2 separate regions of the Homo sapiens genome follow, and region 2 is linked to region 1. A link is a contact called in ENCODE Hi-C or POLR2A ChIA-PET data. All regions are on one chromosome and are shown on one strand. The core of a region is the stretch at or near the end of the contact, and the rest is flanking DNA. Distances in the headings are between cores, read along the strand shown.

Region 1 (5,295 bases), core at 1,136-3,635:
GCCATCACCATTATCACAACCACCACCATCACCATCACTACCACCATCACCATCACTATCACTACCACTAACATGTTCACTACCACTGTCACCATCGCTGCCACCACCATCATCACCCCCACTACCACTGCCACCGCCACCACTACCACTGCCATCACCCCCACCACCATCACCGCCACTACCATTGCCATTATCACAACCACAATCATTATCAGCATCGCCACAACTACCACCACCACCAGCACCTCTACCACCACCACCATCACCACCACCATCACCATTGCTACCACCACCACCATCACTACCACTACCACCACCATCACCATCACTGTCATCACCACCATTATCACAATCATCACCATCACCACCACCACCACCACTACCACAACACCTTCACTGCCACTACTGTCACCATTGCTACCATAACCACCATCATCATCACCATCACCACCACCACCACCATCATAACCATCATCACCATCACTACCACCAACACTACTGCCAGTACTTCTGCTGCCACTATCACCACCACCACCACTATCACCACCATCGCACCTATAGCATCACAACCACAACAACTCAGAGCTTCAAAAGACTCCAGTTGGGAGATTCTTGCCTTTTTACCACGTTCTACCTTCAGCCTCACCTTCTCTGTCTGAGTTGCCTCTGTCCCATGCTCACTGTCTTTCTGCCTTTCAGTCCACCAGCTATGTCTATAGATTAAGAAGGGAATTTGCAAGTACACTTCAGCAACCTTGCTTTACTCTAATTTAAAAAACAATTTTTAATTTTTATCATTTGCTTTATAAATAACAAGAGATGTTAATTAGTTTGACTCATTAAATTTAAAACAATTGTTATAAATTTGGAGTGTTTGATTAAATTTCCTTAATTATACACAGTGCTTACGCTGCTGCTCTGGAGAGCAGGGGAGTTTCTGGGGAACGTTCTTCTCTCCTCCTTATGCCTTTTCTTCTTCCTCCTCACCCTCATGGCTCCAGGTCCATGCCCAGGGAGCATGTTAGCATGTTGTCAGGTCTCAAAGTATCTGAAAAGATTGTCTTCTCTGTGGCCAGGCTGCTTAGAGGCAGCCTGATATAAACTGTAAAAAGGGGGAGAGTGTTTCTCTGTGTCCTCTGCATCCACTCTTCATGCATTTGCTCCAAACCAAATCTGCTCTTAGGAAGGGATCAGACGAACCTGTTTAGAGTGAGGTAGCAATGATAGGTTAGCAGTGGGTAAACCACATAAATGAAACTTTAAATGAGGAATTCCACCTTGTTAAAGAAGTAAGGTGGGCCAGGCACAGTGGCTCACGCCTGTAATTCCAGCACTTTGGGGGGCCAAGGCAGGCGGATCATGAGGTCAGGAGATCGAGACCATCCTGGCTAACGTCCTGAAACCCTGTCTCTACTAAATATACAAAAAAAAAAAAAAAAAAAAAAATTAGCTGGCTGGGTGTGGTGGCACATGCCTGTAGTCCCAGCTACTCGGGAGGCTGAGGCAAAAGAATCACTTGAACCTGGGAGGCGGAGGTTGCAGTGAGCTGAGATCACCCTGCTGCACTCCAGCCTGGGCAACAGAGTGAGACTCCGTCTAAAAAAAAAAAAAAAAAAAGGAAGCAAGGTGGTATGGAGGTATGGAGAGAGTAACATAACCGCCTCTGAATATACTCCCAAAGGCCACTTACTAGTAATCCATGTATTTTGTACCTCTAAGCCCTTCTTCTTTTCCATCTCCTTAACCTGCCGTTTTCTCAAGCTCAAAGCTGGTCTCCTGCAGGAAACAATGCTGATTCCTTGTGCTACCCCTGCCAGTGCCCTGACCACAGGCTGCTCACATTGTTTGATTGTGAATTGGTGCCCTTCTTCCTTTTCCCCATTCTCCTTGCCCCAGACTGTTGTCTTCTCATCAGCAGGATGGCTCAATCACGACCCTGTCTCCCTAGTATCTGACACAGTGGTATTCAGAAAATGCTTTTGGACGAAAGTGAATTGTGTTTTTGTTATTTGAAAAGGACTGTATTTTAAAAACATGCAAAACATGATAACTTTTTCCAAAAGATAGGTGAGAGGTGGTTCATTCTCTTCTCCTTGAATTTGCTTATTTCTTAGACTCCCCACAACCCTGGAGACATATCAGTAGTTTGGATAGTTTTTTAAAAATAAGAATAAAACATTTTGATGATTCTAGTCAAGGGATACAATTGGCTTCATATACCCTTGCCTAAAAGTCTCCTCCATGGGAAATGCAGTTTGCTTGGAGCGAGTGCTCCAAGCAAACTGCATTTCATCAGATTTCATCAGGCTGCATGTGGATGAGTGCAGTGGGAAGGAGGTCATCCCCCCCTGGCTGGCTGGGTCTGCTGAATCAACCTGTGACTCAGCCAGAGGGCAGGCTGTCCTGGCTCCAGCACCTTTCTCACCAGTAGGGCAGCCTAGGGAGAGATTGGAGCAGGCTAATGAATGGGTAGCACTTGATAAAAATAGTGACATCAGTAGCCCTCGCTGGGCAACTTTAGAATCTTATCATTTTTTATTTTTTTATTCACTTCTCTATCTTCCATTCCACAATTCTAGGTTACATAGGTCTGCTTTGTGTGTGAGCTGTGGAAAGAGACTGATTTCTATCCTTTGTCAGTTGGGGGCTGTAAAAAATTATAACAGCTGAGACTTTATTCCAGAATTCTCCTTATGGTTCTCTCTGTCTGACTGGGAAATAGCTTGCCTTATTTCATTTATTCCTGTTTTGCCTCTGGGGCTCATGTTAACTACTTCTCACTACTGGGCTTGTCAGACATCAGGGTTTAAGAGGTGCCACCACTTCTTGGCTCCAGGATAGCTCCTGTTCTCTGGGCAGAGCTGAGTAAGGTACTTTGGACATTGCTGTTCCTTTTACACAGTGTGTCTTTATGACATTGTTTTGATGATCAAACTCTTATCCTAAGTTTCTTGATCTTTAAAAGAGTTAACCTAGTCATAATATTCACCATCAGTGTCTTTCTCCAAGGGGCATTGTGAGGATAATTAAGGGACATATAGGTGAAATGTTTTGAGCTCAATGGAAGAGAAAAGCCATCGGGCTCATAGATGTTACTTTTATTTAGTTTCATGCTGTTACCGTATGATCAAGAATAGATGAATTTTGGAAATGATGACAGTTTCATGTTTAGACGTCTATTTCTACTTAACCACCATAATTGGCCTTGGCTGGAGCTCTACAAGATACCGCAATTTATAGATTAAAAACAAATAAGTGAGAAATGATCAAAAATGTTTTCACTACATTTTTTATTTGCTATTTTTTTTAATTCTAAAAATAAATAGGCCCTTTAAAAGGAGTTGATTAAAAAGGTTTATTTTCTGGGAATGTTATGCATCTGCAACAAATGATAAATAATATTGAAGCAGTTGGCTACCTCCACTTTCATGCAAAATAAATAAATACATTTGGTGACATACATTTGAGGAATGTGATTTTTGTAATTTTTATGGAAATAGGAGCAACTTTGCAGATGATAGAAATTTTTACCATCTGCTAGTAACAAAGAAACATAACTCATAACGTGCAACACATTTTGAGTTTAATGTATATGTTGGCATGCCGGGAATTGGAATTCTCTTAGACCTAAGTCAGCCATCCCAGGGGAAGCTGACCTGACTTTCAGCTTGTCAGGCGAAAGCTTTCTTTGCTTTTAAAGCATGATCTTCACATTGCTCAAATGGCAGGGGGACGAAGAGGGCTAAGCTTTCATGGCAAGAGATGAAGAGAAAGGCACTCTGCAGGCTGGTGAGCACCGGCACAATTTTCACTTGTAATTAGTGGGATGGGGGCTCACTGTCGAGAAGCTACTGTCTTTATGAGTCAAAACATTTAGTATTGGTAGAAAGGTGAGAGTTCAGACACTTAGGGAGATACAGGGGGTGGGAAGCCCAGCCTTTCTCTTACAGTGACATCTGCTTTAAGCAAGTGACATTTTAGCTCCCTAGCCATGAAATGATATGTGGTGGGGGGCTTGTGCTTCTAGTTAAAGAGAAGGAATGGGTAGGTTAGTTTTAAGAAGCAGCTCAGTGGAGGCTACAGAGCTACCCACCAAGGAAGGAGGAGAGAAACCAAAGGGAAGGCATTGCCTTTCTTTTTGAGTTTCCTTTCCTCTCCTTTGAAGAAGTGGGGACGTTGCCATTTTGAGTCATTCTGGGTTCATCTTATGGTGTGGAAGCATGGCACGAGCATGATGGCAGGCCCCTGAAAAGACGACTAGTGGATTTCTATTAGAAGATTATGAGTAAGTGGTCCTGAGGGTGTTCACTCCTTCTTGGTAGTAGGAGCTGTAGGCTGGTTATGCGGGTAGAACTTCATTAGTGGATTTTATCTAGCAATCTGGATGCTTTATAAAGCATCTTGGAGTGCTTTGGGGTATCCTTCAGCTTAAAGGGGTTGGGGGATGAGGCAGGTTTAGTTAAAGAGGAGCATCTTTTCTCTCACCTCCAACATTTTCAGAGTAGGACATGACTCATAACTCCCAGACCCTGGAAATGTATTGGGTCTGATATCTGCCTAATTAATTTTGGTTTTTATCCTATTGCCTTTGTCTTAAACATTTAAGCCACACTGAAAAATAAGTGGAGTTTATGAATCTGTTTTCATGGCTGCATCTACTGTTGTCCCTTCCTTTGTTCAGCTTGCCTCCCGTTCTGACCCTCCGGGATCTTGGATTCTTTCCCCTCGGCTTCTGGAAAATATGCTGACAGACTCATGCACGCTAAGATACTCAAGGCTAATCAGGTTTAAAGTGTTTCAGCTTCTTGTGGTGTTTATATTTCTTGCAGGGGTGAAGACATCTTAAACCAGAGGAATGACTCTCTAGTTGTGGAATTTCAGTCATCAGCCAGCAGATGCAGGAGGTATTATTTTGGGCATGGGGGCCTTCTGAGAAGCCCAGAAATCATTCTCAATGACCACCTGCCTGCTCCATCTTACATGAGGCCACTTCGTGCATCACACCAGTCTTGTGTGTCTGGTTGGGTTGACCTGACTGAGGGCAGCAAGCATGTGTGTGGGAGTCCCTGCTATGTATGGGAAAAGGGGAGAGTTATGATGCATGCTGTGCAAGCTTTTTTTTCTTTTGAGAGGGAGTCTCGCTTTGTCGCCCAGGCTGGAGTGCAGTGGCGCAATCTCGGCTCACTGCAAGCTCCGCCTCCCGGGTTCGTGCCGTTCTCCTGCCTCAGCCTCCCGAGTAGCTGGGACTACAGGTGCCCACCACCGCCCCTGGCTAATTTTTTGTATTTTTAGTAG
Region 2 (5,295 bases), core at 1,197-3,696, 59 kb before region 1:
ATTTGGCCAGAACCTATCAGAAAAAGTAAAAGCTGGAAACATAAAATACAGAATTTGAGATTTTCCCTAATTATAGTGAAATTTCCATAATTATTTCCCTAATAAACAGTTTTTTTGGCCACTGTTGTTGCCGTTTCTAGAAATGGGATTATTCTGGTCTGACAGTTTCTAGGAAATATAAGTACTTATTCTCCAAGCTCTTGTCTGGTGGTGCTCTGTGGAAGGGCATTCTTTAGTGAAGAATCTTAATAGAATGTTCTGAGAAAGAGAAGCACACAGCCTGGATAATAATTTGTTGCACTTTCTGCATATTGTTTTTCTTTAATTCTCAGGGCTTTAATATAAAGAAATGCCCCCTCACTAGAGGGGGCAAAATGATTGCCCCAAACACGAGCTGTGGTTCTTGAAGACGTCTTTGCTAAATGAAGACACTGATCATGGTGTTTCTTAAGAGAGTTTTAGAAGAGGTGGATTGGGGAGTCAGGGATGTTTGCCCTGGTTTACCTGGGGGCCTTGAATTTTAACTTAGTTCATGGTCTGCTTCTGTTTGCCCATGGTCCCCGTAAATGGGTCTTCTGCAAACTTATCCCATCGCCCACCTACAAACATGAGAAGTTAGCTCAGGTCCTTCTTGTGAAAGCTGTAATACTCTTTGGAGCAGAGAGCTCCTGTCTTTTCTTTCTAGAGTGGTTGTATTTATACTCATTGTCATCTAAGTACATGCTCTGTTTGCTAGAAGGAATTAAGATCCTGTAATGGTCCTTTTAACATTTAAATTAGGATACTTTTATCTCTGCAGGCTTCCTGCCTCCTCTCCACCAGTGCTCAAAGGTGGACTTTAATTGACCTCCAAGTGGCAGTGACTGTTTCCAACATCCCTTAATTCTCCAGAGTCAGAGTTTGTGTTATTGGCATAAATAAGGTCAATAAGCCCTCGGCTGGGGCTTTGTCCATTATCTCTAACTGGGTGTTGAGTCTTAGGAAGGACCTGCACATCCTCACCTTGGATGCAATTGAAAGCACTTTGCCTATTGTGTACCGTCTAATTTAGAATTCAGAGACAAACTGGGCTTTAACTTTTCACCAAGTAAAATGAGATAAAAGCCCTTGTTAAACCAAAGAATTCTGTAAACAGTGCTGGGATATGTTGACCTTTTTAAAGAAACTAATCTATTAACAAACCATTTTTTAAGTCACCTTATTGCTTCATACTGTATGGATCCACTGTAAAATCGTAGTGTTCAGCACAGTATAAATATACGTAAGTGCAAGCATATTATCATGATTATTAACATAGCTGCTGTCCTAGAGACTGCTCTTGGTAGGCGAGAGGTCAGGGTTGGACATGCAGGCAGGGAAATAGCGGACCAGCTCCCTTTGGGAGAACACAGAGAGTGGCAAGAACAAGAGGGTACTGAGGAATACTTTGGACAGGTGGAGGAGGAACAGAGCAGGAGGAGGGCCAGGAGGCAGAAAAGTCCAGGAGCTCAGGAAGTGGGAAATTCCAAGGAGTGAGGGGTCAGCAGAGTAAAACGCAGCAAAGTCATTGAGCTCCGTTAGATCGGGAGACAGTGGAGCGGGCAGCCTTGCCTGAGACACCTGACGGATGCACACAAGGAAACCAAGGCTTGCAGCGATTCAGCATTGGGTCCGTGGCTGAGTTACAACAAGGGACCAGGGGTGGTGGTCGTTCGCAGTTTTCTACTCAGTCTCCTTCTGACTTGTGAGAGATTAGTTCCTCTGATATGACTGTGTTTATAGTACCCTATTATACAGATCACGTGTTCTTGTTTTTTGTAATTTAACAATTTCTCATTTCATTAGTCTCTTATTCAGGTCCGTAAAGTCATGGATGAAGTAAAGTGTTGCATTTTGCACATTAGGTTCCTTATTTACAATTTTAAACTTAGGTGCAACACAAAATTTTCACAGGCAAAGAATAAACAGGATTCCTATGAAGAGGTCATCTGAAAAGCCCTTGACAGCAACCTTTAGATTATAGACAACGACAATTGTTCTTTTAATTTTTAACTTCTGACTATGATATATGAACTTGCCTTTATTTGAGAAAGAGGTTAGTGTCTTAGTTATTTGGTGCTCTGTGTTTCATTTTATTTGACCAAATAACACATTTTGTTGAATTTCAGGGTAGACAGAGAAAATGCATGGCATATGTATTAATTTGATGAAGCTGCCCTATAAAGTCCCACAGCCTGGACAGCCTCAACAGCAGGTGTGTGTCACCTGGCAGTCCTGGGGGCTGGAAGGCTGAGAGGAAGGTGTTGGCAAGGCTGGTTCCCTCTGAGGGTGGTGAGGGAGAATCCCTTCATGCCTCTCCAGCTTCTGGTGGATGCTGGTGATCTTTGGCGTTCTTTGGCTTGTGGATGTATCACCCGACACCTTCATGTTTTCTGGGCATTCTGCCTGTGTGCATGCCTGTGTCCACGTGTCCCCTTTTCATGAGGACACCAGTCACACAGGGTTGTGGTGCCCACCCTACTCCAGAGTGACCTCATCTTAACTAGGTCTGCAACAACCTCATTTTCAAATAAAGTCACATTCTGAAGCATTGGAGATTAGGATGTCAGCATCTGAATATTGTGGGGTCTGCAGGGACACAATTCAACCTGTAACAGCATGTTAGACTACAGCATGGGAAGATCCTCTGAGGCTGAAGTTAGGGAACCTGTCCTCAACATTGACACTCACAGCGTTGGCCTTTATCTTGTTCTCCATCGAAAAAAGACATTGCAGTGAACAATGTCTCATTCCAACAATAACTTCTTCGTATTTTAATCAACGAGTGAACTAGCCAAGTCATTTAATATGGGGACAGAAATAGGAAACAAAGAACTCAGTTAAGGTAAAAGGGATGGCAGGAAAGAGGGAAATGAAGGTGAAAAGGCAAAGATAAAATACAAACGAGAAGAAACAGCAATGAGGTTATTTTGGAAACTGGTTGACCCAACAGGTCAGTGTTTGTGATATGGTGGATTCCTAGCATTCATGGCATTAATCCTGCACTTAATACACATGAGGAACAAGGGTGCAGCTCTTGGTGTGACTGCAGAGATGTTTCCGTTTGTTGTGAGCACCTCCCTTCTTGGTCTGAAATGGGCACTTTCTCTGGGGTTGCAGGCTTTACCAGTAGGACAGGCAGCTAGCTCATGGTATAGCCCGGCCAGCAAGCCTGCCCCAGCCCAACTCAGGATCAGCTCTCCATGGGTCCAGCTCCAGGTGTGCAGCATGTGCCCTTAAAGGCCAAGGGTTCATTTAAAGCAGTAATCCCCAACCTTTTTGGCACCAGGGACCGGTTTCGTGGAAGACAGTTGTTCCATGGACGAGGAGGTGAGGGTGGGGATGGTTTCAGGATGAAACTGTACCACCTCATATCCTCAGGCATTAGTTAGATTTTCATAAAGAGAGCACAACCCAGATTCCTCGCATGCACAGTTCACAATAGGGTTTACTCTCCTATGAGAATCTAATGCCGCCGGTGATCTGACAGGAGGTGGAGCTCAGGCTCACTCACCCTCCACTCACCTCCTGCTGTGCGGCCCAGTTCCTAACAGGCCATGGACTGTTATGGTCTGGGGGTTGGGGACCCCTGATTTAGAGGACAGTCTGGGCATGGGCTGGACATGGGGAGGGGAAATGTCTTGTTCCATGGTTAAAGTGCAGGTGATTTTACCAGCCACCACATCTCCTAGAGTAGAAATCTCTAGTTTTTGGAGATGCTTTCATTGTTTGTATTTAGTAGCAGATGTCAGAAGGCATAAAAATACATGATAAATGCTATTTAGTTGAGCAAACTAGGTTTACAGGCTGTACTACCTGTAGATAACCACATATGCTGTACAGTACGTGCCTTGAATAGATATCCCTTGAAACCCTGAAGTGGGTGTCTTTGTTGGAAAAAGACAGTTGATTCACGGAGGAGAAACAAGCCACAGCCGAGGTTTTGTAAAGAAAGTAGCAGCCCCTTTATGTCGTAATTTGGTATTTACGGTTTTGCTCGAAGAATTTTTAGGGGTACCCCTTCTAGCTCCCACCAATCGCCATGCCAGCAATTTAAAGGTGCTAACCTTTAAAAGAAGACACTAATACTGAGCCAGCTCATTTGTGCAGCTTCAGGCAGGAGCCAGAGCGTGGTGGTTTCTTTCTACAGACCAGGGGCCTCACAGAACCACACTTCCTCTCTCCCGACGTGTTTCGTGGGTAAAGTGGATGCTTGCTTTGTGTGTTTTTCAGATCTAAGTCCGTGTTTGTCAAGTATGGCATCATGGAGTCATCTTACTCACAGATGGTCTACTGTATATTTCACAATTCATGTTTTATATGCTATTCACATAAAAAGCTCAGAATTCGGAGACTTGAACCCCTCCTGTCACTTTTATACTTTCGTGTAAAAGATATCTCAGATTTCTTCTAGTATTAGACATTTTTATTTTAAATTTTTTTCTCTATTGTATATGATGACATTTCCAGAATTAAAAGCTTTTGCATACATTCTATTTCTTCTTAGAAACAGGTCATATACTGTTAGACCCTGGTTGACAAGAAGAAATGTAGCATTAAATTGCAGTGTGTTTCAAGTCAAATGTTTTAATGCCACAACTTCTGAAATGTAGAGTAATTTTAAACAAATATTTGAGTATCTACACTGTGCTGGATAAGTATTTAGCTACAGTATTATTCTGTCACGTCCTTTTATATATTACAAAATGTTCATTCCTATCAGCAATTTTAATACTGAAAACCAGAAACAATATATCCTATTATAAGAAAAATCTCATTTATTAAAATTAAAAATTATCACGCAAGTTCACTAGAGATGGCAATTTGCAATACAAAAAAAGGCTTTCGTGAAAAAAATGTCTTCAGGGAGTAGATCTTTTAGGTGTTAAAGATAATTACTTCATTCAACAGATCTTGGTTGAGCATCTACCATGAGCTGACACTTGTAATTATGTGACAGAAATGAGCGTAGAGAAATGGAAGGGAAGAGAGAATCTTCAGGAGCCATGGCCAGTTTGGATCAGTTGGAAATGAAGCTAATGCCTTCCTAAAATTATCATGTACTGTTAAGAAAACTAAGTGTTTTAATGGAAAAAAAATTATCATGTATGAAACGGTGTGCAAATATAACTGACGATTAGAATTCAACTTATAACTTTCTAAGAGCATGTCTGTAGAATAAACTATGAACATCGTATAATAATTCAGGAGAATCACAGTGTGAAAATAAATGAAAGGCTATGATTGCATCTCAGTCATGAACAGGAAAGTTGACCT

Evidence for each region. Hi-C counts contacts between places; a loop is a spot of excess contacts on that map. ChIA-PET counts read pairs that join two places held with the same protein, here RNA polymerase II (POLR2A). Pooled maps may share reads with other maps.
Region 2: a loop to region 1 is called in a map of cardiac septum, with 2.3 times the contacts of the local background. The contact joins two enhancer-like sites. A Hi-C loop is called at or near these places in 1 of 168 maps with a recorded cell type or tissue (cardiac septum) and 3 of 50 pooled maps. POLR2A ChIA-PET finds 5 or more read pairs at or near these places in 3 of 52 experiments (Panc1, activated CD4-positive, alpha-beta T cell and activated naive CD4-positive, alpha-beta T cell).

Annotation. Positions count from the first base shown.
Region 1 is chr2:100,011,106-100,016,400 of GRCh38, reverse strand. The region is part of intron 4 of AFF3 (ALF transcription elongation factor 3); the gene reads left to right. Among named protein-coding and RNA genes, the nearest start is that of AFF3, 130 kb to the left of the region's middle. Within about 2 kb of position 2,385, at least 2 of the 41 ENCODE cell types and tissues checked have a DNase peak (open chromatin) inside an H3K27ac peak, as active enhancers do.
Region 2 is chr2:100,070,437-100,075,731 of GRCh38, reverse strand. All of the region lies in intron 4 of AFF3 (ALF transcription elongation factor 3), which reads left to right. Among named protein-coding and RNA genes, the nearest start is that of AFF3, 70 kb to the left of the region's middle. Within about 2 kb of position 2,446, at least 2 of the 41 ENCODE cell types and tissues checked have a DNase peak (open chromatin) inside an H3K27ac peak, as active enhancers do.